6 separate regions of the Mus musculus genome follow, and regions 2, 3, 4, 5 and 6 are each linked to region 1. Evidence: chromatin loops called from intact Hi-C (ENCODE). Cell type or tissue: left cerebral cortex. All regions are shown on one strand. Region 1 has its middle 25 kb from the start of Gm29998. Region 2 has its middle 76 kb from the start of Mir3970. Region 3 has its middle 7.6 kb from the start of Gm29946. Region 4 holds the start of Pten (phosphatase and tensin homolog). Region 5 has its middle 84 kb from the start of Mir3970. Region 6 overlaps Gm29863 (a long non-coding RNA gene).

The links. A loop is a pair of places that touch in the nucleus more often than their neighbours do. Peaks named below come from ENCODE experiments on the same cell type or tissue, not always from the same donor. Only the 100,000 strongest peaks of a DNase experiment are listed, where the experiment ranks them.
Region 2: a loop joins it to region 1, with 7 times the contacts of the local background. A loop is called at or near these places in 23 of 42 quality-filtered maps.
Region 3: it touches region 1 in a loop (5-fold over the local background); 5 of 42 quality-filtered maps call a loop at or near these places.
Region 4: a loop joins it to region 1, with 6 times the contacts of the local background. A loop is called at or near these places in 6 of 42 quality-filtered maps.
Region 5: a loop joins it to region 1, with 4 times the contacts of the local background. A loop is called at or near these places in 10 of 42 quality-filtered maps.
Region 6: it touches region 1 in a loop (3-fold over the local background); 4 of 42 quality-filtered maps call a loop at or near these places.

Annotation. Positions count from the first base shown.
Region 1 is chr19:33,364,025-33,369,024 of GRCm38, reverse strand. It overlaps the pseudogene Rnls. Among named protein-coding and RNA genes, the nearest start is that of Gm29998, 25 kb to the left of the region's middle. In left cerebral cortex, a CTCF peak has its summit at 2,181 (motif pointing right); DNase peaks (open chromatin) are centred at 208, 2,206, 3,777 and 4,076; H3K27ac peaks cover 913 bases.
Region 2 is chr19:33,230,593-33,235,592 of GRCm38, reverse strand. It overlaps the pseudogene Rnls. Among named protein-coding and RNA genes, the nearest start is that of Mir3970, 76 kb to the right of the region's middle. In left cerebral cortex, no CTCF peak of the experiment used is centred here; DNase peaks (open chromatin) are centred at 2,548 and 2,780; H3K27ac peaks cover 1,979 bases.
Region 3 is chr19:33,112,526-33,117,525 of GRCm38, reverse strand. No RefSeq gene overlaps it. Among named protein-coding and RNA genes, the nearest start is that of Gm29946, 7.6 kb to the left of the region's middle. In left cerebral cortex, a CTCF peak has its summit at 2,388; a DNase peak (open chromatin) is centred at 3,637; H3K27ac peaks cover 1,442 bases.
Region 4 is chr19:32,753,727-32,758,726 of GRCm38, reverse strand. Pten (phosphatase and tensin homolog) reads right to left here and starts at 1,150. Exons shown (of 9, transcript NM_008960.2): 1 at 204-1,150. The coding sequence starts at 282. It also overlaps the pseudogene Gm36566. In left cerebral cortex, CTCF peaks have their summits at 1,437 and 2,888; DNase peaks (open chromatin) are centred at 2,892, 3,325, 3,860, 4,144 and 7 more places; H3K4me3 peaks cover 3,372 bases; H3K27ac peaks cover 3,680 bases.
Region 5 is chr19:33,238,620-33,243,619 of GRCm38, reverse strand. It overlaps the pseudogene Rnls. Among named protein-coding and RNA genes, the nearest start is that of Mir3970, 84 kb to the right of the region's middle. In left cerebral cortex, a CTCF peak has its summit at 2,518 (motif pointing right); a DNase peak (open chromatin) is centred at 3,078; H3K27ac peaks cover 2,605 bases.
Region 6 is chr19:33,098,900-33,103,899 of GRCm38, reverse strand. Gm29863 (a long non-coding RNA gene) reads right to left here. Exons shown (of 5, transcript XR_386659.2): 3 at 4,215-4,313; 4 at 3,031-3,167; 5 at 1,739-2,148. Among named protein-coding and RNA genes, the nearest start is that of Gm29863, 16 kb to the right of the region's middle. In left cerebral cortex, no CTCF peak of the experiment used is centred here; DNase peaks (open chromatin) are centred at 1,775, 2,062, 2,404, 3,067 and 3 more places; H3K27ac peaks cover 931 bases.

The DNA.
Region 1 (5,000 bases):
ACTGAATTACATCATTACCACCGACTGAATCATTGAATCAACTAAACATTTTTCCTATTTAAATTAGCAAAGACATTTTAAAGATAGAACACATTTAAGAACTAAGATGTTTGCTTTCTGGCACAAGTCTCTGATGATTCAAATAAAATGTGTTGAACTTAAAATTAGAAAGTATTGCTGTAATTACTAAAATTATGGGTCCAGTGTAGCACTTTAACATATGTTCACATTATAGAATGATGAAAATCATAATACTAGATCCCAAAAATTTTAGACATTTTTGTAATCCTTGCTGTCTCAGGGTTTTACTGCTGTGAACAAACATCATGGCCAAGGCAACTCTTATAAGGACAGCATTTAATTGGGGCTGGCTTACAGCATCAGAGGTTTAGTCCATTATCATCAAGGCAGACATGGTACAGGAGGAGCTGAGAGTTCTACATCTTCATCTAAAGGCTGTTAACAGAAGACTGACTTCCAGGCAGCTAGGATGAGAGTCTTAGAGCCCACACCCACAGAGGCACACCTACTACAACAAGGCTACACCTACTCCAACAGGGCCACACCTTCTATTAGTGGCACTCCCTGAGCCAAGCATATTCAAACCATCACACTTGCTCTGTTATAAAATTCTGTCACAGACATATTTTTGTTATCAATACATATAGAATACATATGAATGCCTTATAAATAAAACTTATATAAAACAGTAAGACCACTTTACCTGCAAGACCCAAATTTTGCTTTGTGTGGGAGATATCCAGTCCTACTGAAAAGGGCACGTTATAGATGGTTCTTTAGGGCAGGTTTTTCTGTAAATAGTTGGGCAAATAATTTTGCTGCTACTTAGCAAGTTCAGAAGGACCTGGTTTCATTGCTTTGTCTAGTATGTTTAAGATGGATGCATTGTGCTTGTGTGCCTATGGAAACCATCTATTAAAAGGGGGAAATATATTATATAGAAGAAAGCCTGAAGAGCCACAGACAACCTGTTCTTGGGAAATCAGGGAATGGGCCTCTGCTGAAAGCTAGGTACCATGAGGCAAAGGGGACATGTGCACAGGTGGAGGAGGCCTGAGACCTGCGGAAGTCCTGTGCTAATTAGTCTGTCTTCCAAAATCATTACTTGAGCTTGAAGAGTAGCTGCACATAGGAAGGCTGTAGAGAAAAGAGACACATTCTATCCTCCACATGGTGAGCTGAATGAAAATTGGAGAATTAGCAGCATAAAACCTGTTTGTGAGTCTCTGAAGCTCAGTATCAGATTAAGTCACCATCGTCCATTTTTATTCTCTAGCCTTTAGATGCTTTAAATATTTGAATGAATAAATAAAAGAATCAGGAAGCAAATCATTGCTGTTTGTGCTGCTAGAGTCTGAGATGTTTTCCATTTGCCACTTATGTGCTTTTATTTGGAATGCTCTATACCAAGCACTACTTTTGTTCCTGTAGTTCTTTTGATCAATAATTAAGATCAGCAATGCTCTGAGTCCCTTTGTGGCTTGGGGATACTGTTCATTATGAGGTAAAACTGAAACCTAGTGTTGAACATTTCCATATACGCATATATAATATTCATGTAAAAGAAACAAGAAATGAATGCTAATTTCTTGGAGAATGTGACATTCATTCTTCATATATTTATAACGTTCTGAGCTATATTTCATCACTCATAAGTGTTACATTTACTCAGCTTATTCTTAGTCTACCATCTCTCCACAGCCACAGGAGGGACAAAATTGAATCAAGATGGCTCTTATCTATCCATGCATTGTAGTCATTGGGAAGTCATTTTAGAAGAGATATATACTCTTCCATAGAATATATGAAGATATACTCAGTTATTTTAGAAAACTATGTTCCTATATAATATCACATAAATTTATCACTGAAAAATACAGATTATTTTGAAATAAGAGCTAGAACATGACAAATTCAGCATAAAATATATGAAAATCTTCTGGATAGAATATTTGTTTCTTTAATAGTTTGCTCATACAGTCTGCTTTGTCACTGATGTCACTGATGTAATTGTGTACCTTATAGTATGATAATTAGAAGTAATTAGATAATTATAATTGTTTGGCTCTTTTGCAAGATCAATCGATGCTCTGGGGAGATAAGCATCTCCATACATCTGACAGTCCTAAGAGGACTGTCCTTTTAGACTGCATGACACAGTGCTCACCAGCAGGTGGCACCACGGGTACGTTCTTTTGAAAGCCAGTCCCTCAGGCCTCAGACACTAGTTCTCTGCAAAGATTGCAGGTGCATCCCAGGATTCTGTTTTCCCTTTAGATTGCTATTTGTCATGCTTTGTTTCCCAAACAAGATATAGAGAATGAATAAGCAGTTTGCTAATTCATTTCTTAGCAGTCACATTGTCAGAATAAACTCCATTGCTTAAGAAGCATAAACACAATTAGCTAAAGGTTTGTCTATGTAGATTGCTGCTATGGGGAACTTTAGCTGGACAAGTGTTAGTTTGTATTTTTGGGTTTTTTAATCTGATAAATCAAGACTCTGGTTTCCTAATAATCCCTTCCCCAAAGAAGTAAGCTGCCAAGTTGCCAAGGTTCTAGTGTATACATGCATTACATCTATTAAATTCAATAATTCGTAGGTTGTTTTTCCTATGGTTTTTAACTACAGATATCATTAGTTTCCTCTACCTAACAAATACAACAGAATGAAATTTAAGCCATACAAATTTTATGTGTGCGTGTGTGCCTGTTTGTATATGCACAAGTGTATTTGTATATACATATGCATAGATGTGTGCATGTGTGTATTTGTGACTAAATATTGTATGTTTGTGTGCATGTGTATGTATTCTTGTCGTTGGCCATCAGGTATTGAAGTAGAATCAGTCTGCTTTTAAATTTTCATGTAATGGCATACTGGGGAAAACTCCAGGAATACAATAGCTCTTATAAGATAGCCCATGTGGAGAGCAATTTCTCATCTGAAGCTCTATGTTTCTACAAATGAATGCTTTTTTTCTACTCTTCTGTTTTTTATATTTGCTGTCACCACAAACACCCACAACTGAATTACTTAGAAGCAAATTGGTTTCATTTCACTCTCTTGGTGCTATCCATTGTTATATGGTCAGATGGGAATTTAGAACTTGAGTAAATAAGAATAGCAATTATGAACATATGATGTATGGAATGGCTTAGTAGCAATAATAAAAGTGTGTGTGTGGTCACTATTATAATTGAGTTACTTGAACACAAGTTGAGTATGTTCATAAAATATTAGTACAGGTAGATGAAGGCATTTTATTGTTATTTATAAGCACCTTGGTTATAAGTTTATACCTTTCTTGATAAAACTAAGTTTGGAAGAATGAAACAAAATCAGAATTCAGTTGAAATTTTTAAAATAATCATTATCCTGTTTTGTTAATCTAATAAATGTTTCTTGAGTTATTTTCTAGTATCTGGTAGTGTCCCAAGTAAATATTTTTTAGATAATTTATAATTTTATATGAAAAACTTTAATATTACATGTTGTCAAAAAACAAAGAAAGTGGTATTTCCTCTATCTTCAACTACCCGATACCTAACATTCACTTACACTGTGTGGAAGGGGGCCAGAACCAGGAAACTACCCTCTTACTCTGCCCTCATCACCTCTCAGTGAGGGCTGGAGAGATAGCTCAGCAGTTAAGAGCACATAATCTCTTGGAGAGAATCTATGCTCTGTCGCCCGCCAGAACCCACGTGGTTTCCTACAACCATCTGGAACTCCAGTTTCAAGAATTCCATATATTCTTTTGGCTTGTGGGGGCATCAAACACATGTACAATGCATATACATATGTGCAGGCACAACACTTATACACATACAAAAAAAAGAAATAGATCTTTAAAAAAAAAAAAGAAACACAATTGTTCTGTTTGCTTTTGTAGTGGCAGGCAGAGTGATTTTTGAAGTGTTATAAGCACAACCTTCATTTTCTATACAGTTATTGTGCAATAAAGCCACTTGAGAAATACAGGAGGAAGCAGGGTAGGGACTTTTGCTTCTTTGTCTTCATCCATAGATAGACACTGAATCAAAATGGTAAAAATACTTGAAATGTTTAAAGCCTCATGATGGCAGTGTGGAGAGTTTCTTGGCTAGAATTCCAAAGGCACAAACAATAAAAGCAGACACAGACAAGTGAGCTTGCATCAGACCTAGAAGCCCCTGTCCAGGAAAAGGATCGATAGTGAACGCTGGTGATAATAGGACTTTGACAGCAAGAAGCTGGCCTTCAAGTCTGCATTTCTAGTCACTAGCAAAATGATAGATACTACATGCTTATGTAATGAATTTAGTTCTGTAATCTGTTGTTCTTTCCATGTGTGGAATGGAAAACTCTGTGCAAGTTGCCATGATGTCATATTCCTGTTGTTTCAGCATCAAGGAAGCTGTACAAGAGGGCTATTAGTTCAAGGGTAGCCTGGGCTACATATACGTGTATTTCTTTAAAAGTGAACACAACTGGTTATCTAATGATGTTTGCTGAATGTGAGTTTTAAAATTGCTTTAGCTAACTTCTTAAATCGCCAAATTTACTAAATGGCACCAACTCCTCAAATACTTGATCTCAAATGCTTGTTCTACAATTGTAGATTGGCCTGCTCATATCAATATAGCAAATAGTCACCTGCTGGTATCTGGAATCATCCATACAGACATGTGACTAGTAACAAAATAAATAGAGACAAAACCAGAGGAAACTGGTTCAGGGCCATGAGTGAAATTAAAAGATAATTAGAAAATGCAGATAATTTGACTTGCTGCCTGTAGAACTGAAATGGAAGTCACAGGAAGAGTTCCCAACAGTGTTAAAGGGCCGGAGTGAGGGAGAGTATTGAGAAATACACTTTAGCTTTGGGATTCACTTTTAAAGGATCAGATTTTTATTTCCACATTGTTCACAGTAGCTTATTCGGAAAACATTTCTAAAAGTTATGAAGAAGTTCAGTGCATAAGCTGCTCAGCAGG
Region 2 (5,000 bases), 130 kb after region 1:
TACCAATAATTCTGCCCAAAAGTTCTTTGTACATCTTCAAGATTAACATCAGCAGTATATCTTTTGAAACTCTTTCTAAAACAAATGCAGTTCTTCCTCTGGTGTGATAATAGCGTATGAATTACAGTTAAGAGTTTACTGTTAGTTGTCTGTCTTCCCAACTAAAGATATTCTTAAAGAGGGAATGTATCTTCAGCCATCAGTTCTTTTCATTGGACTTGAACCACAGTACACATAATACATGTGCATTGGTCTAGCTAGCTAAGCAGTGTATTTTAGTGCTTTACTGAAGAGAAATTAGAATGTACGATTCGAGTCAGTCCAAATATAAAAACAAACAAAGAGTTAGGTGGGCAGATTGAAAAGTCAATCATGAAAGCAATGAGAAGCAAGAAGCATTAGAGTTTACCTCATAAATATGTGTACATGTTTATCTTTCTCATGATCCATTGAGAAAACATATCTTACTTTTTGAAAAGCTAAGAAAAGTATAAGTGTAGATGTAAGCTCTAAAACCTGGAGGAATGATTAAATATAAATCACTTGGAGCATGAAGAGTGAGGTAAGGCCACAAGGATTGACATACGGTTGGCTTACAGTCTATGCAGTGATCAACTCCTATACAGCTCACTGACAGATGAAAAACAGCAGAGGTCATTACAGGAAATAGCCCTGTCTTGGAATCATAGAAATTTTGCCTGCTCTGCAACAGAACTCTATAAGTCTAAGCCAAGCCATGAATCAACTCCAAGAGAACAATATGAAAAGCATGTATCTTTCTGTGCATTTTCATGATTCTTAATCTCTTCTAAAGGATTCCTTGGAATTGATTCTTAGGTTCTTGGCTAAGTTCAGGTGGAGAATCTCCTGCACCATGCTAAAGAGGGCTATGGTGCGTGTGCTTAAGTTCCTCAACCTGTTACATTTTAACACAAATCACAGAATTTAATTCCTAACCTCATAATAATTTTACAGGGATTGGTTTCTTTTTGTAATATCATGGAATTGCAATTATAATTTAACTTCAGTTGCCACGGATGATTTCTTGTTTGAATTTAGTCAAGCTGTAGAGAAGAGGTGACTATAGCTGTAGTTCTCTGGGGGAGGGGGGATCCTGTAGCTGCACTTCTCTAGAGCTCTATGGAACTTTGGTCAAAATGCAACTTTTATTTTCTGAAGCCATGATTATAGAAGAATGATGTGAGAAATGATAAAACACATAGGGCGAAATAATTACCTTCATAATTTTAAAGAATTAATTATGGCAAATTATGATTAAAATGTCAAATTCAGACTTACCAGAGGTATAAATATGTTTGTGAACTCATTAAAAGGTTTTTTGTGTACCTCATCTGTAGTACAAACAACAAGAAACCCATGGTATTTTTCTCTCCCTTACCAAACTCGGTGTAAAACATTTTTTTGAATTGTTTTATTCCCTTCTAGCCAAATTACCCAATTTTTATTGAAGATCAAATGAAAAACTCCACAATTAGTAATGAAAATAATATCCAAAACCATTAGTCCCAGTTTGCAATACAGAAGATGTATCTGCCATTATCTTTTTAAACAAGAGTGTTCTTACTGTATGTGGATGAGTACTTACCTGCATGTGTTTATGTTACTACTTCCATGCTTGATGTCCATACAGGCCGGGTGAAGGCATAATAGCCTGCAAATGGCGTGACAAATGCTTGTGAGTCACCGTGTGAGTGCTGGGAACCCAGTCCAGGTTCTATAAGAGCAGCAAGTGCTTCTCATAGCTAAACCATCTCTCAAGCCCCAATTCTCGAAGTCTGTACTACTTTATGAATATTGCTATCAAAAGATATAAATTACACATGTCAATGGACAAAAACCAGTCTGACTTCCAGTTTTATAAAGTCTTATTGAAACATAGCGGCATATTTATTTATATATTGTCTGTTAATGCTGTCACAATTCAATGTCAAATTTAGTAGTTAGCAAATATTTTGTCCATCACCTAAAATCTTTACTATCTAACCCTTTAAAAATTATTTACTCTCTACTCCTTTAAAAAAATAATAACCTTTTGACCTTTGCTTTTAACTGTGGATATTATGGCAAATAAAGTCAGATCTTTAGAATCTGGAGTCCAGACTGTAGAGATGGCACCTTTGACATAGGTTTTCTTTTAAAAAAATTAAAGATTGTTATAAGAAAAAGGTGCCAAACAACAATAATGAATTTAAATCAAACGGCAATTACAAAAATGACTTAGTTTCCCTGTTTCAAAGTTTAATATGTCAGGTATTTATGGAGATAGTAAAGTGAACTAGTTGGCTGCCTTATTTAGTCCCTTATGGAAGTAACATACATTTTCTGATGTAGTGGAAATGACCTGGGACCTGTAACTGATTTCTTATAGAAAAATAGGGAATATGAGCTATAATCATCTTAAGTCAAAGAAGCTGATGACTCAGAGACTCTTTCTGGGCTCTCTTTAAGTCATTCGAAATGGAAATGAATGATTCATATGTGTGACGGCTCTAGAAGAAGTAAGGAAGGAGTCGTGATTCCTTTAATACCAGTTCATGTGCTTTGTTCTTGAGGCACAGAGAAGAGAGGTACATTTCTCTTTCCTTGTGATGTATGTTCCTGTACAAGTTCCCTTCCAGATCTGGGATCCCAAATGAAAAACACAGCTAATTAAATTAGCTTCCTAATGGCTTTATTATGAGAATATTCACATGATATCTGAAAGTGAGAAGTCACTGATGGGACCTGGTGGCCTCAGTGCACATTTATTTAGTGTGTAACGGGTGTTATATACAGAGGGTTATTTGCTCATATCTGCAGCACCACGTGTGTTGAAATTTTTCACAACAGATGGTTTCCTAAAGTCGAACAGTTTTGTATAAAGTCACATTTTTGTGAACTGAATTTCATCTTCCTATTTATTTAAGCTGAATTTTGCTAAACAGCTCTCTACTAGAGTTTTATTCTCAGCACATTATTCAAAAAAAAATATGCCCATGATTTAAAATAAATTCTCAGAGAAATAATTTCCTAGTAAGTTCACTGGAAATCATTTTTTGATTAAGGAGAGCTATAAAACAATAAATAAACAGTAAGAAAAACTATCCCTAGGTTAAAAATTATGCTGTGTAAACACAGATTGAAAGTACAGTTGTCTTAGTCCAAGTCACTGCTCTAATGCACTGCCTTACAATAGATGTTTTATATATGCAATAGAAAAGCATTGTTTAAACATCTGAGGACCAGGAACTGCAAGATCAAGAAGCTAGGAAGTTCTGTGTCTGATGAGCTTATGTGTCTTACAGCTGACATCTCTTCCTTCATTCTCACAAATGGAGAGAACAGTGCAGCCTAACTCAACCTTCTGGATAGGTGCGTTCATCTCAGATGTGAGGGGTCTTTCTACAGGGCCCTAACTGTTCATACTATCACATCATCTTCCAAAATGATGCTTATAGATTAAACAGAGACAAAAACAAAGCTCTCACATCATAATGAACATTTCTAAAAGGCCACCACACTTATCTGTTTACAATATATTTTGTGCACATTTCATAAAGCCTTAGCCAAGATGAGGAAAATATAAACATCTTAGCTACTACATGAATGTGATGTGCACATGGTCTTCTTAAGAACGCCCTTATTTTGTCTTCATCATCACACTGCTGGGGTTGGGAGTGAGGACAAAAACAGACACATTTAAAAACTCCAGCAAAACAGTGGTGAGAACCACACTGTCAACGTTCATATTAATAACAATTTCCCCGAATGGAAGCATTTTTTTGTGCCATATGTTAGCCCAGTCTGCAACTGAGATCACCAGTGTCAACCATACTTTATAGTAAAAAACAGATTTTTTAAACAATTTTTATTAGATATTTTCTTCATTTACATTTCAAATGTTATCCCGAAAGTCCCCTATACCCTCTCCCCGAATGTGTCAGAGAACAAATACTGGTACTAAAAGTAGAGAGTCCAAATAACTTTCAAAGGCTCAGCTATGCTTTCACCCTGATAGTAAGAGTGATCCTATGGCAGCCACTGTGGTTGGGCAGCGGTCGGCACTGGAGACATGATTGCTTCCTGTTCCCCACCCCCACTTGCTTCTCCTCTTGCAATTCTCCCTGTTCAATTCTCATTCCCCTGTTCCCTTTATGCCAGTCGTCTCCGCAGGAAGCCATCCATGAATGATGCTCCTACCTTGCTTTTTCTCATCCACTCAACATTTAAAAAGAAAGGAAAAAAGGAACTACAAAAGTGTAGCTGGAGAAAGCTAAATCTCAAGAGTACTCAACCCAAAAGCATTGAATAGGCCTTCCGTATTGCGTTCCTGCCTCCATGAGGAGAAAGTCTCACACTTGAGAGAACAGATGTTGTGTTTCTTATTGGTTGTGGGCTCCCAGATAACACATGCATCTAGACCTTAAAAAGAATTTTTGATGTTGACGATTATGATGGTTCAAGGGAGCAGGAAATTGAAAGAGTCAGAGAAGAAATGAATTCTGACCTTTGTCTGGCAGATTTGTATCTCTAGTCCACAACAAAGCAATTATTTGTACCCACATCTATGAGATTTGAACATAAATCACTAGATATGCATCATTCAGTTATCCTTAAAACTTCAAGAACACTGTGCTAAAGCCATCCCTATGTAGTCATCCTCTCTGTGTTTAGGGATCCCAGGGAAGAAACATTTTCAATTTTCCAGGTGCCAGGAAGTTTTTTTATCTAAGCCTAACTATATTTCTTCCTCAGTGATGTTAGCTCTGATTCTACCCAGCTGACTGAAACAGCTCCTTATCTTCATCTGGATAATATTTCTCTGCCTATTTGAAGATTGTTATTACAGTGTCCCTCTGCTCTAGCAGTCAGTTGGCCACGTGATTTTAGTTTTCCTAGCGTTGCCTAATTTGTAACTCAGAATGTTCATATGCCTTTCAGATGTTCCCCAAGTAGATGGCATGAGCAATAAATTACCAAATAATAAACAGAGTAGAATT
Region 3 (5,000 bases), 250 kb after region 1:
ATTTTGTGTTAAGACACATTTATCTATCTTGGAATATATCAGCCCATGGGCCACAGGCTAAACATGCCTGTGTAAAACAGACAGTAATAACATTTGCTGCATACAGTATTTATAAGTATAAAATAACTCAAGTCTCCAGGACTAGCATTCTAACAATACACCCCCATGGATCCTGAATCACCAGAAGCAAAAAGTAGTGGTAGCTCTGGCCTTTATTAGTCAGACAGCACCAGAAAACAGATGGCTTCCAAAGGAGGTAAGGGGGCCCTAAGAATGGAGAATTCCCCCACTTAAGAAAGAACCAGCCAGTTGTGGTGGCACACGCTGGTAGGATTTGCTGAAGGAGGCAGAGGCAGGAGGATCACGAGTTCGAGGCCAGCCTGGGCTACACATTTTTACAGAGACAAAGTTTGGAGCTGTGACAAAAAGATGGACCATCTAGAGACTGCCATATCTGGGGATGCATCCCATAATCAGCTTCCAAATGCTGACACCATTGCATACACTAACAAGATTTTGCTGAAAGGACCCAGATATAGCTGTCTCTTGTGAGACTATGCCGGGGCCTAGCAAACACAGAAGTGGATGCTCACAGTCAGCTATTGGATGGATCACAGGGCCCCCAATGGAGGAGCTAGAGAAAGTACCCAAGGAGCTAAAGAGATCTGCAACCCTATAGGTGGAACAACATTATGAACTAACCAGTACCCCGGAACTCTTGACTCTAGCTGCATATGTATCAAAAGATGGCCTAGTTGGCCATCACTGGAAAGAGAGGCCCATTGGTCTTGCAAACCTTTTATGCGCCAGTACAGGGGAACGCCAGGGCCAAGAAGTGGGAGTGGGTGGGTAGGGGAGTGGGGGGAGGGTGTGGGGGACTTTTGGGATAGCATTGGAAATGTAAATGAAGAAAATACCTAATAAAAATATTTAAAAGAACGAAAGAAAGAACCAATGTGCTTATTGTAAGCAGGAGAGCCACTGGGCCAGGGAATGCCTCCAAAAGAAGAAGCCTATCTAAACCCTGGCCTTAGAAGTTAAAAAACAGGGGAGATGGGGTTCAAATGCCCTCTCCGAGCCCAGAGTAACCCTAAAAGTGGAGGAGAAACCCACCAGTTTCCTTGAAGACAGCAGAGTTCAACATTCTGTCTTGCTGAAGCCTAAGGGTAAACGCGGGGGGGGGGGGGGTCGTGCCTGTAACAGAACTTCTGGGTTATGGTAAACGCTGAGCCTGTCTTCTCTATGTAATGTCTTAGCTTCCTAAAGGTGAGTATAATCCTTAAAATTCTCAAGGTGGGAATACCTCTACACAGATGATCAAGCAGGTCCTATTGTGGTCTTCTGGCCAACTTACAGGACTAGGAGTGTTGCTATTAACCCTTTTCTTACCTGGTAGCTATGACTGGGGCATCACACAACCGTGATCGTTAAGTCACAATTGAATTTCATATGGAAATCCCCTAGTAATGGATAAAGCCACAAGTAAAATGATACCCAGGCTGCATGATTTCTATGCATCACATGGTGTACTTCCCACAAGAGAGCTAGAGAAAAGGGATACTATACTTACTTCATACAGCCATGGAAGCTGAGGCTCAGAAAAAAATTAAGTAACTAGACCCAAGACATCAGAGCACATGAGCAATGGACTCCGGTTTGAAGCTGACTGTAAACGTTGATCTTTCAACCACGTGAATTATACTTCATTTAGTGGGTCCAGTGTGCATAGTCCTATAACATTCATCTTCACTTTACAAAGTCCTCCGAAGATACATAAAGGGCTCTATGGCCAGAATCGCCATGAACTACAGTGAGAATGACATTAATAAGCTACCCTTTTTTGTCCTGTCAAGAAAACTAACAACCTTTTGCATTCCAAACTTCTTCTCAGCTTCTCAAAATATTATTGATATCTATTGCTGCACTTTATTCTCATAGAAATACTTTATTAGACAGAGAAACCTGTCCTCCAGCAGTCAAAGGTCTTGCCTAATGAGTCATAAGTTCCTCAGAGCCCTTGGCCCACAGAATTACTTTTGTGATTATCATGTGATTCGATTATTTTACCAAAATTTTTTAAGGAGAAAGGGTAAGTATTTGTTGTCACAAAGCAAAAAAAAAAAAAAAAAAAAAAAAAAAATACAGATCTGCAGGAGAGTTTAATCATCTTTTCCTTTCTTCTATTCAAACTCTGTATAACTTTCTGCTACAGATTGTATAGATCCGTGGTTTGAAAGAGTGTCATAGATTAAATCGTCATGTACAAGGCTCTTGCTTCGGTAAGTCAAGAAGTATGACATTTACAATTTGTAGCACCAGACCCTGTGTGAGCTTGCTCAGTGGTGTTTAGAATTTGCTTCTTCTTTCACTGTTTACTCCACATTTGTCCCCAGTGGCTAGCTTTGGCTGCACAGGCTGAACATAGACAAGGCTCCAGGGATTCGTTGGTATTGCCTGAATTTGTGGTGTTCTGAGCTTGTCACCCTTTTGACATCGTTTTCTGCTCATCCTAATGAAGAAAGGGTCTGTGTCATTCCTACTGACCCTGCCACTGCCAGCTGCCCACTGACTTCCTCTGCAGGAGTTCTTGTAGTCTCTGAGGATCGTGCTGTTAGAGATTTGTATTCTGAGTGACTGTGTCGGTGTGCACAGTGTTCCACCAGTGTAAAGGCAGCAGGGTTCCCCCATGAGTCTTACCACGCCCCCAACAATGACAGTGTCTCTTGGGCTCTGTCTTGAATTTTTTTCACCATTGTTAGAATTAGACTCATGTCAATCTTGACATCATGATGTGAGTGGCGGTCATCTGAGGATGCCATTGGAATGAGCTCTGTTGAGTGATTAAAGAGCTTATGTTGAATGTGGGGGATGATAGAGCATGGAAAAAAATCACAGAAAAAAAAAATGCAGCAACAATACAAGCTCAGTAGGGAAATTTGAGACATCAAACATTTTTTTTATACAAACTACCAAAGGTCACTAGTCTCCCACATCAAATACACAGACATTTTTTTAAACAAATCCATTTCAGTCTGAGTCTCAACACAGGCCTAAAATATGTGTTTTTGAAGAAAAAAAATGATTCTAGGATAATTTTAATTTTGTTGTTTTCCAAAAACAAAGAAAACACTGCTGGAGATTTAAGTATGGGGAATTGTGAAGAGCATTTCAACTTTGCCCAAGAGGTTGCCAGTGAAATACTGATGCTGAAGTTTAAATTTTCAGAATTACATTCATTTCTGATCACAAGATGTTATTAAAGGAGCAAAGTAGCCTCCAAGGTATAGTGGCTACCTGCCTGTTTTCAAGGAGCCTCCAGCCTCCATGTCACCAGATCAAGCTTTGTCCAATGTACAGCCTCTGCATTCGTCTCAACCTCAATTCAACAGGAGGTTGGGGTTTAGTGAATTCAGCATAGAAATGATCCTTCACCCATGTCACCCCATGGAAGAAGGCTGATAGAGAAGAGGGCTCTCAGGCTCTCCCTGAAGGCCTTAGCTTGTTCTCTTTCACATCTGCAGCCATGTCCTCCTCGGGGAGTTGTCCAATTCAATGTGATTTTAAACATCTGTCAGCTAAATCAGAGCTCCAAATTTAGCACTCGGGAACATTATGTGGATTTGTGATGCTCGCTGGAGAACACTGCATCCGTAAACTCTCAGCTCGCAGGAGACAGCCGGGTGGTACTTTGGTTGGTAATTTTATCTATGACACGTTTAATTTGGCTGTACATTTATGGCAATTATGTAAAAGGGAAATTGTGGCCATTTCCTTACAAAATGCTTTCTGCTGAGAACTCTGCCTTTCTCTCCGATCATTTGCCTGTGTGTTTTTGTTTGTTTTTAATCCCCAGAGGCTAGTTTTATCTGGGTTTCCTGAAATTCTATTCTCCATCCCGAGACATCTTTCTGATACAGAAAAAAAAAAGTCACTGCTATACCGGTCCTGAGGAAACAGAAGTTCTATAGATGCACAGTTCTTACTAGCTGCCTTTGCTCAGCACATAACATGGCTCCTTTCTCTCCTCTGGATGGATGTTTCTGACAAGATGTACTGCAGCTAAGGAAAATGGCAAGCCCACATCTTGGCAGTGCCAAATCACTACTTGATGTTAGGCTCATTTAGAAGTGTATATCTAATCCCCATCAATTCCTGAAATCATGGCATCCTTAGAGGGAGAAATGGCCTTGCAAAGTAGTATGGCTGCTAATAGGTATTTTATCACAATAGATGAACATGTATCTATTCCAATTAGATTCACAGGAAATCTTATAGCCGCCAAGATCCAGTGCCCCAAAGCCTTCAGTAAGTCCTCAGACTTAGTTACCCCGTCCTTTGAGCTATGGAGCAGTGGTCTGAGTCTCTACTCTGATTTTAATGTATGCTGTTAATAGGGAGAATCAGCAAATGCCACCATGATGTTGAAAGAGGCAACTGTGGTTTTTGATTGGGCCTATGTATGCAGGGTTAGGACAGGCCCCGAATGGGGGCCTAGTGACAGTGGAGACACAGTGAACTGGCACAAATTTGAACTGCTTAAGAATATACTGTCTCCCGCTGGGCAGTGGTGGCGCACGCCTTTAATCCCAGCACTCGGGAGGCAGAGGCAGGCGGATTTCTGAGTTCAAAGCCAGCCTGGTCTACGAAGTGAGTTCCAGGACAGCCAGGGCTACACAGAGAAACCCTGTCTCAAACAAAACAAAACAAAACAAAACAAAACAAAACAAAAAAAAAACAAAACAAAGAGTATACTGCCTCCCAATGGGGTTGCAAATCCCTTCAGCTCCTTCAGTCCTTTTCCTAGCTCCTTCATTTGTGTCAGGCTCTGGCAGAGCCTCTCCAGAGACAGGTATATCCTGTCAGCAAGCACTTCTTGGCATCTGCAATAGTGTCTGGGTTTGGTGTCTGTATATGGGATGGATCCCCAGGTGGGGCAGTCTCTGGATGGCCTTTCCTTCAGTCTCTGCTCCACACTTTGTCCCCATATTTCCTTTAGACAG
Region 4 (5,000 bases), 610 kb after region 1:
CACTTGCAAGGAGGCATGAGTTCCGTCTAGCCGAACACTCCCTAGGTTGAATACACTGGAAGAGACACAATATGCACGATCTAGAAATGCGCCCAGAATTAAACGTTATAGTCACCCCAACTACAGAAATTTTTCGCATCCGTCTACTCCCACGTTATCAGAGTGACAGAAAAGCAAAGAGGAACAGCCGCAGAAATGGATACAGGTCAAGTCTAAGTCGAATCCATCCTCTTGATATCTCCTTTTGTTTCTGCTAACGATCTCTTTGATGATGGCTGTCATGTCTGGGAGCCTGTGGCTGAAGAAAAAGGAGGAGAGAGATGGCAGAAGCTGCTGGTGGCGAGGCTTCTTCTGCAGGATGGAAATGGCTCTGGACTTGGCGGTCGCTGATGCCCCTCGCTCTGCTGCCGCTTGGCCCTGGACCGCAGCCGGGTAATGGCTGCTGCGGCGGCTGCTGGATGGTTGCAGAGACTGGGCCTGCTTCTCCTCAGCAGCCAGAGGCCTGGCAGCCGAGGCAGCGGAATGGGGAGAAGACGGATAATCCTCGCAGCGGCTGCCTCCTCCGGCGGCCTCCGGAGCCCGGGCCAGGGGGGGTGCGGCGGCGGCGGACGGGAGGCTTAACACCGGCCCGGGTCCCTGGACGTGCCGCCGCCGCCGCCGCCGTGTTGGAGGCAGGAGAAGGGGAGAGAGCAACTCTCCGGCGTTCCCAGCCCTGGCAATGGTGACAGGCGACTCCGACCCCCTCCCCGGAGCCGCGGCCGCCGCCGCCGCTTCTCCCCCCCGCTCCAGGAGCGGGAGGTGCAGCCGCCGAGCCTGCGCCGGCTCCCGCTCGAGCCCACGGCTTCTTCCACCGTCTCTCTCCGAAGCTGCTCAGAAGCTGCCCGGTTAGAACAGACGACGAGGAGGCGAGGCCCGCCGCCGCTGCCGCCGCCGCCGCCCGGCCGGCTCCCCGAGGGCGCTGCCCCCGCGGCTGCTCACAGGCGCTGAGAGGGGCTCTGGGCCGTGGCCGCCGCCGTCTCTCATCTCCCTCGCCTGCGCCGGGCCTGGCCTCACAGCGGCTCAACTCTCAAACTTCCATCATGGCTGCAGCTTCCGAGAGGAGAGAGCTGAGCGCAGCCGCGTCCCGACGCCCAAGCGCGTATCCTGCCGCAGTGCACAAAGAGTCCCGCCACATCACCGTGCGCCGGCCAGCCCGCCCCCTCCGCCGCCCCGCCGGGAGAGCAGGGCGCCTCGGAAAGCCGGAGGGGAGGCGGGAGGCGGGCGGGAGGCGGGCGCTGAGCCGGGGACGGGGCGGGGCGGGGCGGGGCGTCGGAAGGGACAGGGGCGGGGAACGCCGCGGAGCATGCCCAGTGTGTCCGCGGCTCGCTCCCGGAGCTACGCCGGCTTTGGCCTCAGCGCAGAGAGACCCGGCAAAGGTACAACAGGCTGGGGCCGAGTGAGGGTGCGCTGAGCACAATCGCTGACCGCTCACAGGTGGATCGCACTAGCTGACCGCCTTGGTCGGTGCTCCGGGAGCCTCAGGGGCAGGATTATCCTTCCTGCGTCTGTCCCTGCGTTTCTTCGGAACGGCTTTCATTCCCTGCCCTGCGCTGTGGTCAGATTGCAGTGCTTCGCTAGGATTTGTCGGCGACAGTCTTTACCTAGATAACACACCTCTCCCCCTCACGGTGTCCTCAAGGTGTCAGTCTTTGCACAAAGAACAACCCCTATTGTGTCTCCCGCGTGGGTCACCTCATCGGGCTCCGGTTCCCTGCCCCGCCTCTTGCTTCCCAGGCAGCTGGGTTCATTTGCCCGAAAGATGAACGCTCCCAGCCAAGCATGATGATTGTGCATACGGGGCGTGTACATTCACATCTCCCCTGAGTTTCCAGGGCCCAAAGGACACCCCTGGTTGGACAAAGTGGGTCTCCGTGAATAGAGTGCACCTCACACACACCCCTCCACCGCCCGGTGATGAGACCCGCAGCTCCCCGCAGCGGTGGGTCTACCGGATCACAGCCAAGCTCAGTCTTCAAAGAGCTAAGCCCCCACCCCCAATCCCCACTTCGTGGCCGCTATGAAAACCCGGCAGAATTGGATCGCGATGGCCAGGTTCTGACCCTGTCGGACCTTGCATGTTCGAGGACCCGGTTACTGAGCCCGGGTGTGGAGTATGGGACGTTCGGAAGCTGCAGCCAGCGAGTGGGCGGGGCGAGCAGGCCTGGGAGGGCTCAAAGGCGAGGTGGAAGGATACATGAGCCGCGGTCGGAACTACTTTCAGGAGGAGGTCACGTGTGGTCCTAGTTGGGGAACTTTCCAAATTCCCATTCCCCTATCTGTGTGCTCCTGGGGCAGGAGCTTGGTCCCCTCTGCTCTATTAGGTGATCGCCCCCGCCTCCTTCTCCCGTGTGGTCTGCTGGACCCCTCTCTTGCCGGATCGGAGCAGAGAATAGCATCCACGAGCCGTCCGCAGGAGCGCTGTCGGGGCCGAGCGCCTGGGGAGCTGGTTACACAAGCAGCCACATCCAAGCACGTGCCCCCGCCACCCCTCTCTGCTGGCCGCCGCCGGTTTGTGCACGCTGACGCGGAGAGTCCCCAAGCTGTTCCTCCCTTTCGCTTGTAACCCATAGAGCTAGCCAGAAGGCCGGGACACGAGACTCCTGTTCTGGATCTGCCCACACCGCGCGTTCCCAACCGTGGGAGAAGAGGCCGGGCCCTAGGGGGAGGCGCGGGGCGGGGGTGGGGGGGATTGACGCATCTCCTTCGCTTAATGAGGTGAACCCTTTCTAGATCTGTACTCGCGGGGCAAAAGGGTATCTCCTGTTGCTGCTGGCTGGTTAGGCTTACCGATGTTGCAACAAACTTCCAGTCACTGCCCCTGAACTGGTGAGCGCGCCCCACCTACCGTAGACTCAGCCAAGTGACTTATCTGAGCACCTAGTCAATGGCTGTCAGCCCAGAACAAACCTGTCAAGTAAAAGCTTACTGCCGGGATTGGCTGACCTGTCGCGGTTGAGAGAGCTGGTTCAGAAATGCTGATAACTAGCGTACAGCCCCTCCTCCCCCACCAACCAGCCACAAAGCAAGCGATCACCTTGAGCTTGGAGGGAAAAAAAAAATGACATCAACTCCAATGTAGGTAGAGTTTTCTTCCTTATTGTTCTTTTCCCAGGGGACTTAATTCTCAGGATGCCAATCTGAGCCCTAAAGTATCTCTGAGTTGAGACCTAAGCTGAAACACTGGATCATTTTAGAAATCCGGAGGATAGTAGTCAGTTATGGATTTGCAATAATTGCGAGTAGGTGTCTAGGAAAGGCTAGCTGGGGGTTTAGAGTACAGGAGAAGGAAAATTTCATAGGTCCACACAGCATAGTTGCAGGCAGCCTCTGAAGTCTAGAAACCTCAAGAGGCTCGGCTCAGAGAGCTATGGGCCATTACCGAACTGCAGGACTGCTAATTAAACCGGGGATATTTACAGTTCTATTAGAGCTCTCTGAAGCTACTCAAACATTGCATTTAGATACATCCTTTAAAGATCTCTCCGCCAGAGATAGCAGCCCAAGCTAAGCCAGCGTTGATGTTTATTACAGGCTGTTTTGGGGCAAGGTTCTGGTCAGTAGAGGGAGGGCAGGGATGACCAATGAGAGCAATCTGAGAACAATAGCCGAGAGGCCTCTATTTGGTTTCTAACGATGTAAATAAATTCGGTTCACACAGCCTAATCTAAGATGGAGATCTAGTTTACACAGAATCCCCAATGTCAAAGTGTTAGCTGAGATGCACAGCAAAAACCTAAGTGGTGCTCAGCAGAGTGTCTACTACTGCTGTGGGGAAAAATAAGGATGAAGTTACATCAAGAGAAGTGGGTTGAAAAGGGGAAATGGCCCACATTCGTTCCTGTCCCCAGAGTCCCTGTTACTAGCATCACCCTCTTTTGCCTCTTCCCTGGAGGCATCTTGCGTGACATTACTCGGAGCGTCTAAGAAGCTCGGAAATCTTCCTCTAAAGAAAAAGAAAGACATTCATCCCTAAGCTTCCTGATGCCTGGCTGGAGGAAAAAAAAGGACCCGTTTCTGTTTCCAGAGCATCACTCCATAGAGCACAAGGAGGCGCATCCCAGCGCTGACCCCAGCCCACAAGCACCACCAAGTGAGGCAAGAAAGCCGAAAGCCAGCTAGCTGCTTCGCTCGGCTGCTCTGCAGGGCTGAAGGAACAGACACGCGGTGTTGGCAGGTGTGTGGGCCCCTCTGACATCAGCTGGCCACGCTGACAGCATCAGGCCTTGTTGGGAGTTTCTAAATACACCCCTACTTCCTTTCGCAGCAAATATGTTTCTGTGCAGCCTTTTAAAATTTTTTGGAGTTTTTCACATCTTTATTCCACTCAAAGGATGTGAGTAGGGCAAAAGGGAAAAAGTCCATATAGCAATTTTATATATATATATATATATATATATATATATATATATATATATATATGAAAATGTATATATTTATATGCTTGGCTGTACAGATATTACAATACACTGGTTTCCAAGTGCTTCATTTCCTCACCTGTCTGGATTTAAAACACTCAAGGGAGAAACAGAAGCTTATAACGAAGGGAGAATTATGTAAAGCTCTAGGGAGACTGACTATATAGAATAATTAGGGAGTATGATAAACCAGCTTTAATGATAGTTTCCAACAGCTGATTCCAGAACTCTATTGTTACTACATGCTAAAGATGTCCAAAGAAAATTCTTTCCCTTGATAAGTGGGACACCAAGAAGGGGATGTAGGTAATATAAATAGTTGATGTGTTGTTGTAGGCTCTGTGCAAAAGCATCTCGTGTGTGAGCACGCTGCTGCTGTAGTGCCTTTCTCCTTCCCCACATCTCTGACCCCTCAACAAGAGAGCTCAGTCTAGCGCTTTAATTTTTAAGCAAGCTTCTCTATTTTTATCAAAAAAAAGCATTTTCTAGATATATAATGGATTAGCTAGCACATTTGGCTTTGAATTTAAACTGCCCTGTTCTTCT
Region 5 (5,000 bases), 130 kb after region 1:
TACTTCTAAGCTTTTAGTCCCTCAACTATAAATTATAATTTATTATCTCTGCTTATCAGAGCTGTTGTGTTGCAAGAAACAAATGCAGTAACAAGAGAAAGCATTTATCACCTACAGGTTTTTAATTCTTAAAAGAAAGTTTAGTTGATTCTTCAGTTTTACATGATTGTCCAATGTTGCATGTTCACCAAAGAATATTTATCTGCAAGGCAGGGTTTTACTATTTCTATTCTGAATTTACTGAATGTTTAATAACCTTGTTGTAATTTAAACTGAATATTTTGTGTAATTATAAATCCCGTGGGAATCCATTTCAGAACATTGATTCCCTGAGAGTAGTAGTCATATAACTTTATAGATAGTGAGTCAGGACGATCAACACAATCACAAAAGTGTAGTATTTGTATTTGCTTTCTGATGAGAACACTTCAGCTGGTTATTGAGAGGACCTGGGATTGGTTGGCAGACCCCACATGGTGGATCATAGTCATCTGTAATTTCAGTTCTAAGGATCTGACAGTCTCTTCTGTCCTCTGTTGTCACCAGGCATGTGCATACATGCATCCAGGAAAACACAAGTGTATAATAAAAATAATAAATTTTCTTTAAAAAGAATATCTCTGTAGAATAGAAAATTATGATAAAGGATCAACCACAAACCCGTATCACCAAAGTTCCACAAAAATATCCTGATGGTATTCAATGCTTGCAATTTTGTGAAGTCAAAGTGAAGGATACTGTAGTGAGCTGACCTTGTCATTATCCTATGGGCTGACTATTAAGATCTTGTCGTCTTAATAACATCTGTGTTTGAAGGGCTGTGGCTCCTATTTTAGGAGCTGACCTTTACCGTTTTATGCAGCGCTGACAGTTCTTTGGCCTTTTGAGGAAACGTGCTATATTTCACATCAGTACAGCACTTTTTAATTTGTCTGTGAAACAAAGCGGACTCTCTACAGCTGACCTATGCAAAGTATTGCTGATAAAAATTCCTCATAAATGTATAGTTCTGCCAGTTATAAAAGAGCCACTTTGTTAGTCAAAGACCTTTAACTCTAAACTCCACCTTATACCTGGCATTTGATACCAAGATTCTATCATTGTTGGAAGCACATAAAAGGAAACTAAATTTCAAAGCTTTGACAATTATCTTCTCACGCCTGCTGCAAATCCATTAGACTAAATACCAATACTGTACTTTTTAGACCCTGCTATTTAAGAGCATCTATAATTTTAAAATATATAAAATTTTGCCTAAAATAAAACAACATTTCCCAGATGACTTCAGAAAAATAAAAGTAAAATAACTTAGCTGACCTCACACTCCCCTCGCCAAACATTTCGTGAAGTCCGGGAAGGCCAGATTCCCATCTTATATTACTGAGAATTCCCATATGGAAGTCTGTGGAAGAGTTCAGTGATGTCCCTAGTGGAAATTCTGACTGAGTTACATAGAATGAGAATATGATTTATAAACAATAAACATTAAATTCTTTAAGGTTTGATCTTGGCCCTTCAGGAAGCTCCAGATGTTAACTGAGAAAAGATACTCTTGGGGCTCTAATAACCTTGTTTCCTGGGTTCCCAAGAACTTAGTAGGTCTCTCAGCAACTGACTGCAATGTCTTCAAGGGGTGTAACTATATTTGTAAAATTACAAAATCATTTTTATCCAGTTTTCAATATGTTCAGAGCTAGGACTCATAGGCAGAATTTTAAGCAAAAGCCCAATATCATGTATGCAAGTGAGAATTTTAAGTACAAAAATTGCATATGCTTGTTGTAAAACATTTGAAAAATACAAAATGAGTGTCCATAAAAATAGCTAGTAAGCTTTTCTGATAAACACAATTCATACATTTCCCTTTGTAAGAAAAAGAGAGAAAATTATTAGGTCAGGTTATCAGGTTGTGGTTGAGTAATTTCAAAACCTGAACGTATGATTCACTGAAATCATTTCTCTAAGCAAAGGAGAGGGAACGTTTTTAATGTGCCTTGACTACTAAGGCAGATTTCCTGGGATGAAAATGAAAAGAGGGATCCTAGAAACTCAAAAGCAAGTCCGGTCATGTTAACTTCTGTCAGAAAACCAAAAGGGCAAGAAAGCATACAAGAAGTCACTCCCACAGGAGTATGGATCAGACACAAGGAGCAGGGCACCTGGAAACCTTCCAAATGTGTTGTCTCCTCTGCTTCCTGACTTTTTGTCAAGAAATGTATAAACACCTCTAGTCTAGGAGCTATAACAGACTCCTTTACAGAGTGTGATGGTTATCCCTAAGGAGTCGCTGTGTGCCAAGCTTCTTATCTAGGACTATTCCTGCTATCCTTACATACTATACTATGGACGATATATCTCACCTTAACATAAACCCAATCACATCTTACTGTTGTGAGCAATTAGCAGGTAGAACAATAGCGATGGTAAAACAAGTAACTTGCCCCCTTTGGCTTATTTATTTTTATTTCATGTGTGATGTTGTTTTGCCTACATGTATGTCTGTGCAACATGTGTATGCAATGTCCATAGAGGCCAGAAGAGGGCATCAGATCCCTTGGAACTTGAGTTAATGATTGAAAGCCTCCATGTGGGTGCTGGGAATCAAAACCTGGTCCTCTGAGAGTATCCAGTGCTCTTCACGTTTCCAGCCTCAAGTAACTTGCTTAATTACACAACAAATAAATGCATGTGAAGTCAACTGTTTACTCTACAGACACACAGCCAGAGTCACTGTGGTCACCATATAGATCCACTGAGAAAACAATTGACCAAGTACCAATCAACACACTCTAATAAATTATGTATTTGAAGTTTGAGATATGAAATTTCAGTTTAATCAATGGAGTCAAAATTAGTAATCTATCTTTGGCTAAAACTACAACCTCCATGTGCTTTGGAATTTTAGTTCTTTTCAGAGCCATATGGCTTCTGAGTTCATCACGAGCTCCAACTGCAGCATGGATGGTTTATATGGGGAGAGGTGTAAGCTGTTTCAACTATTTTTAGGCTCCTTTGCCCATATGCCTAAAGAATTTCATCCCTCTCGGTGAAATCACCCTTCTACCCTGCCAGAGTGTCTCTGTTCAAACAGATATAGTGGCTCAAATGTATAATTCCAGAGCTTTTCATGCTGAGACAGGAGGATAGCCATGGGTCCCAAGGCTACAGAATGAGACAATGTCAAAAAGAAAAAAAATTGAACCTGAAGAATGATGGTCTGCCTACAAGCTCACACATTCGATCTAGCATCTGTTTGCTTCCCATCTGAGCCGAATGGTACATTGGTTGGAGAAAACATTTAAACCTAGAAGATGGGGGTGGATTTTAGCCTTCCCTCTACTCATCTCTTCCAGTGTTCTAGATATCCACACCCTGACTTTCTCCCTATCTCTCTCAAAACCTATTCCTCTGTGCTCATAATCAGGTTTCTACTCTTTCACTGCAGTAGATGTGAGACCACAGAGGCAATCTGGTAAAGTCGTTAAAATCAATTTAAAAGCCAAGATTGGTTAACTGACTGGATCCCTTGATGGCAAGGGTCATTCATTTACAAAAGAGTTATGGAAATATTTATAGTACTTTTTGAAGGAAGAGTTATGACCAACAGGCAGCTAGTGAAAAAATTACCTATAAATTTCAAAAGAATCTTTCTGCATTTGTTATTTTCCCATGCGAAAAATCTATACATATATTTTGAGATTTCATATGAGAAGGAATTATAGTCAGAGATGAGGCTGTAAAGCCATGACTATAAATAATCTAAAACCCAGAATTCTCATACATGAAGACTTTGAAAAGAGATTTGTACAAGCACACATATTGATAATATGAGATCATAATGTGAGCCATCAAATAACAAAGAAAAGAAACAGAAACTGGGCCCTAAAACAGTGTAAACAACAGACCCTTCCCTCTGACATCAATAAATTTCCTCATCTCTAAAATTAAGCCATGTGAACGTCCTTATCTGCTCTCATTTCAGATTGGGCATTATTGACCACCTTTATCTAATACACATGGAAGGCTTACCACTGTGCTAACAATACTTCTCTTGGGGGACAAGCTTCAGTGAAAAAAGACCAAGCTATAAACCTTCTACATATTTCTGTGAATAAATTGAGGCATCAAAAATAAATGAATAATGAACTTCTTATAGTTCCTTTAAAGTGGGAGATGTGTTTCCATAGAGCCAGCCTAAGTAAGATGACTCATGGTAGTTCTGCTAATGATTTCAGAAATGGTTTCCATTTATTCTATTTCAATATTAACATTCCAGTGAAGACTTTTGTTTTCACATGAAATATAAGATTGGATAATCAAATTAAAGCCATGGTTCTGAGGGGCGTGCCTAATAAGCTGAAAGGATGGGCAGAAGGTACAGACAAAAAGAAGCCTCATCACAGTCTCTATAAGAGGAATGGAGGAGAGCGTGGCTCAGATAACTTTTCTGAAACATAGTTCATCTTAGGAATTATAGACAAAGAAAGAGCTTTTAATGTTTTAGGACAAACTAAAAATTAAAACAGAGAACATTTGCTAGCATCTTGGAGAATAGCTATGAGTACAAAGCAGCCATACTGTAAGATAAATTGACAACGTTTAGGAACACACACTGTATGTATGCATGTATGTATGTATGTATGTATGTATGTATTATGTATGAATATATGTATTAACAGCGATTAATGAAATACAGGCCATAAATCTGAAAGAGAACAAGGGGGTTTATGTGGAAAATTTTGGAGTGGAGAAAAATTGTGTCATTATATTTTAATCTCAAAAATAAAAAATAAACAAATAAATTAAAAAGGTTTATGACTTTTTTCAAAGGCTTAAATTGATAAGGCCTGCATAATGGCATAATGACGACATAATCTGATATACCAATGTGAATGGAGGAAATTTCACAGAGCCCCAACCCCAAATAAAGAGAAAGAGTCAGTTGATGGCCACTGAGAGAGGCAGAACCAGGTTTCTCCTGAGATGATCTCTCTAATAGA
Region 6 (5,000 bases), 270 kb after region 1:
CTCTTCGTGTGTGTGTTCACAGAGGTGTGTGTGTGTGTGTGTGTGTACAGAGAAGGATGTAATAGCTGTTCCCATGACCTTATTTCCCATGTTTTTTTGTTTTGTTTTTGTAAGTATAGCCTTTAATGGCTGATTGATCTCTGCAGCCCTAATATTTCCACCACCCACCCTCATATGTGTGTGTGTGTCCAAGAGCTTTCATGTGGAAGTCACAAAACACCTTGGAGGAATCAACTCCCTCCTCCCACCATGTAATTTCCAGGAATTCAGTCTGTCAGACTCGGAGACAAGCCCTTTTACCCTCTGAACCATCTCGGTGGCTCCCAAACTGTCCTCGAGTTACCATAGTTTGTAATGAAACAAAAAGGACAGCAACATGAGTCAACTGCTTACCATTTGTGCCTAATTACCATACAGTGAAAAAATTAGTCCAAACACATTGTGTGACGTTTATTGATCACAACAGTGGCCTGTACCACAGGGCTAGACTTCATGGCTGGTTACACATGTAAAATGGTTGTCTGCTCACAACTTAAAGACATCAGAGGAAACACTGGTATTAGAGACATGGTAAATAATCTAATGCATTGATTTCCTGTAGTCCTGAATGGGTAAAGCTGTGCTTGCTACTTCTATATACCTATCCTCTTTATCTCCACAACGCTCTCTCGGAGGGAGAGACAGTGGGAAGAAAGGCGAAGGAGCATGAAGACAAAAATGTGATTTGTATAAACAAGACAAATCCATTACACTCTCCATATTACACACTGGACACATTCGAAGTTCAAAGAACAGAAACTAGATTCAGAGGTAATGCAACAAATCCCACACCGCTGTCGGAGTGGTAGCACTCCTGGAGGAAAAGCCAGGAGCGGTGAAGGGTGGATTTTAGCATGTCTTGCGCATGCTTATTTATGGTGCAGCACTTCACTGGGTGACACTTCACAGGCTGCACACTGGCGAGCTGGAGAGCTTTGAAGAAAAATAATGAGCTGAGAGGTTCATGACATGCTATTAAGAAGTTTGTGATTGGACTTGGGAAATCAGATGGATCTCCAAGGAAAAGGGACCATATCTGAACCATTGCATTTAGAATATTTTTGAGTCCCGGAGCAGCTATTTATGAGAAGGGAGAGTTGTTTTTTGTCTCAATTCCAGGTTCTGACTTATGTGTAGTGAAGAAGCCGCTTTGCACAGCAGACCTGAAGTCCCTGAAATATCCATGACGTCACCTTTTTTCTACTGATCTCCCTTTGACTGCACAGAGGCATGCTATTAGCTTTGTGCTGTTTGAGCTAAATTCTCCCACATGTAGCTAGCAATCCAGCCAAAACAATGTCAGCAGGAAATTTCACACTGGATGCTCAAGGTAGTCCCAGCTCAGGGAGATGGAAAGATCAGGTTCGGATGCTTGGTTTTGCTAAGGATCAGGACAGAAAGAAAAGGCATCCAAGGTGGGATGCAGGGCTGCCTAGAATATGCAGCTTCCTGTCTTCCAGGCAGTGAGTGGTACACTGTCACCCTGTATTCCCAGGGCTTATGTGACATATGTGAATACAGAAAGCACTCAGCTCCATTTCTGGTGGTGAACCTAGGAGACCTTGCTCCTAAATGACAGAGGAGCCATTTTAAGATATGATATCATAAAAGATAATAATATCTGAAAGGGGGAAATGCATGCACCCAGGGTAACACATAAGTAGGCGAGCACAGGATGAATTTGTGGTTAAACCATTTATTCCATTGCAGATGACAATTTAACTCTTTGGAGCCCAGAGTTCCCCCTATGCTCATGCGTCGTGAAGAGATGATTACGTAATCTGCACTGCAGGTTGAATTGGGAACATCTGGGGACAGTTGTAGGGAGCTAGCCATGATCCTGAAGCTCAGACTAAGATCACTGGCCTCCAGTTCTCTCTGCCAGCCCCATGGTAACAGGAAGGCATAACCCTTGCCCCCAGATCTATTGAACCGAGCAAACAGTGGGGCTGAGCACTCGCATTGTGAACGACTATTTGGAGAAAAGATGGGGTGGGGATTGAAATGTTCTGCTAATCAAAGGCACCAACTGTTGCTGCTTCTCCGGCTTTCTTCAGAAACATCACACGGGTGATGGTACGTTTTTTTCAAGCCTGCGCCAGCCCAGCTCTAAAATGGAAAAGTATTCGTTTCATATGAGCAAATGTTTTCTTCTTTTTTGCTTCTCTCTCTCTCTCTCTCTCTCTCTCTCTCTCTCTCTCTCTCTCTCTCTCCCTTCCTCTCTCCCTCCCTCTCTCTCTCCCTCTCTCTCTCCCTCTCTCTCTCCCCACTGTGGGAAAACGAACTTACTTTCAGTTACGCCTGACATCTGACCACTATACTGATCACGAGGACACTGTGGTAAACCACAGGCCCACTTGAAAATATCTCTCTTAGGCACAGTTCCTGTGCTTTAGAGGGCACCATCCCTGGCTTTTGGTTGTGGCCCTGACTCTCGGCTCTGGCGTCCTCCATAGGAGTTCCATTTTCTCTTTCTTCCTCTACTGACAATGAGTGGTCTCATCCCCACATCTTCCAAATGAGCCAATTCACAAAATAAGTAAAATGTAAAAATGGTGCCTTTTTTTTTCCTATCCAAAGCCTCAAACAGAGCTCTGACTGTACACTGCACCCTTCTAAAAATGAAACAAGGCATGAAAACTTAAAGATAGGCTCAGGAGAAGGCTTGGTGGGTAGGAACACTTATTTCCTGAATGTGAGGATCTGAGTTCAGATCTCCAGCACACACATAAAAAACTGAATGTACCCAAGTGGGCCTGTAATTCCAGCACTGAGGCAGGGAAGACAGAGACAAGAGAGAGAATTACAGTGGCTTTTTAGCCCACGGCCTAGGCAAAAAACAAAATCGGCACTGGTTCAGTGAGAGAGTCTACTTCAGGGGTATAAGGCAGTCAGCAATAGAGGGAGATGCATGTATGCACAGATGCAAGCAAGTGAGTGTGTGTGTGTGTGTGTGTGTGTGTGTGTGTGTTTGTACCCGCACACACTTACAAGGCGGTAGAGGGTGGGTGGTGGTATCTTGATTAATAATGAGATGACCAGCCAGGATTTATTCATACTCCTTCTGTCTGAATCATCTTGTTTCTTGTAGCTGTTTTACACTTCCAGGATCTTGCCATCTGCCCACTCTACAGAAATACAGGAAAGCATTTTAAAAACAATGGCTTGGGGGGGGGGGGAGATCTGGGGATCCGAAAACCTATCTTTCTTTCTTTCACCCCACTGCTTACTGCTGCTTTCCTGAGAATGCAGTGCTGTTCCTGCTGCACCGGACTTGCCTCTTAACAACCTTCCTTCTGCCCCTCACAGCTCACATCTGGAGCCTGAGGAGAAAGAACAGATGTGGCTGCCCCCTTGCCTAAGTGGGAGGGGGGAGGACACCCTGGGTAGTTTGTCCTGCTTGGATCTAATATGTGTCACTGGAATATAGGTCAGCATTTTGATGGATAGGTTGAAACAGGCCAGAGGCAAAGATACCCCCGGGTTCACCCCACTCCACTCTACTGTCTTCTCCCCCAAAGCAAGTTAAGCCCCCAATGGCCTCAAGAGACATGCACAGCAGATGGAGCTGGTCTTCATGTCTTTACATTCTGCACACTAATTCTGTAGAAATCTAGAGCTAAGCTAAGGCTTTATCAGTCTGGGCTTGGGCCAAGCTTCAGGCTGAAGTTCAGCTGGCCTGGCCGGACGCAGATGCCAGCTGTTCACACTAACCTTGATTCCCCACCCCACCCCCAACACCTGATTTAGATAGCAGAGTGGCCAAGTGACATGCATGTAGCCCTGATGCACAACTGGAGAGATGACGTGATTTTTAATTACTGTGCAGTTCAGGTGGGAGCAGGAAACACAGGAAAGATACACACACACACACACACACACACACACACACACACACACACACTGAAATGAAACAAGAGAGTGCTACTGGTCTTGCCTAAAGATTATTACTTTAAAGGATTTTTTGGCAAATTTTGGTTTGAACACAGGCTTGACAACTCCCTTTCCCCCACAGTTCATAGAGGGACAAAGATATTAAATAAAAGCAGATTCTTCTTATGATTTAAAACATCAATGTGCTGGTCCCAGTATTGCAGAATTAATGCTGAGCAGACAGACAAGATGACATTCAGATCCAAAGATTTAACTTTGAGGAAAATGCAAAATATACTCACCAAAAATATTCAATTGGTCATTCAACATCACTGAACGGAGTATTCTTAATCCATATCTCAACACTCCGAGAGCCCAGCCTGCGACTAATCGTCCTTTGTCTAAAACAATGAAGATACAGATGGATTAGGAGAGGGACTTGTGCAGAGCTGAAAAGTTCAGCTAGCAAGCAGAGCTTCAAGGAAAATGAGATTTCCTTTAATTATGTTGACACTGGATGCCCCGGTAAGAAACTTGCACATGTGAGTTTATCATTTGCCAAATCGGTGTGTTTGTGTTTTCTCGTCACGCACATCGTGTCTAAGTACTTGTTCTGTTTCTGACACTAATCCAGGCAGTTGTCCACACATCATGTGATTCAGTTCTTACAAGAACCTGGGATGGCCAGCCATCCTCCTCATTATTTTGCTGCAAAGACTTACACAGATTAGAGGACTCCTTTAGAGATGAGATTCAAACCTCCCCTTTAAAAAAAAAAGTAAAAACCCTGTTGGTGCTTTCACAACTACACATTGTCTCTTTCAACCAGTGGCTTGTTTTATGTGTTCATATATAGGTCAATTGTTAAGCATTGTGTTCCCACTGGAGAAAACCTATAATCTGTGACAGAGGTTTCTTTACAGTTTTTACCTACAGTACTTAGACAAATGAAGGTTTAAAATGTATCTGTGTTGAGTATAACATATTGTTATTCCTTCTGATTTAAATAGTTTGTGAGTTTATAAGTAAACCCTTACATCTAGTCTGTTGTTCACTGAAATATCTAGACATAGAATAACATGCAGTTT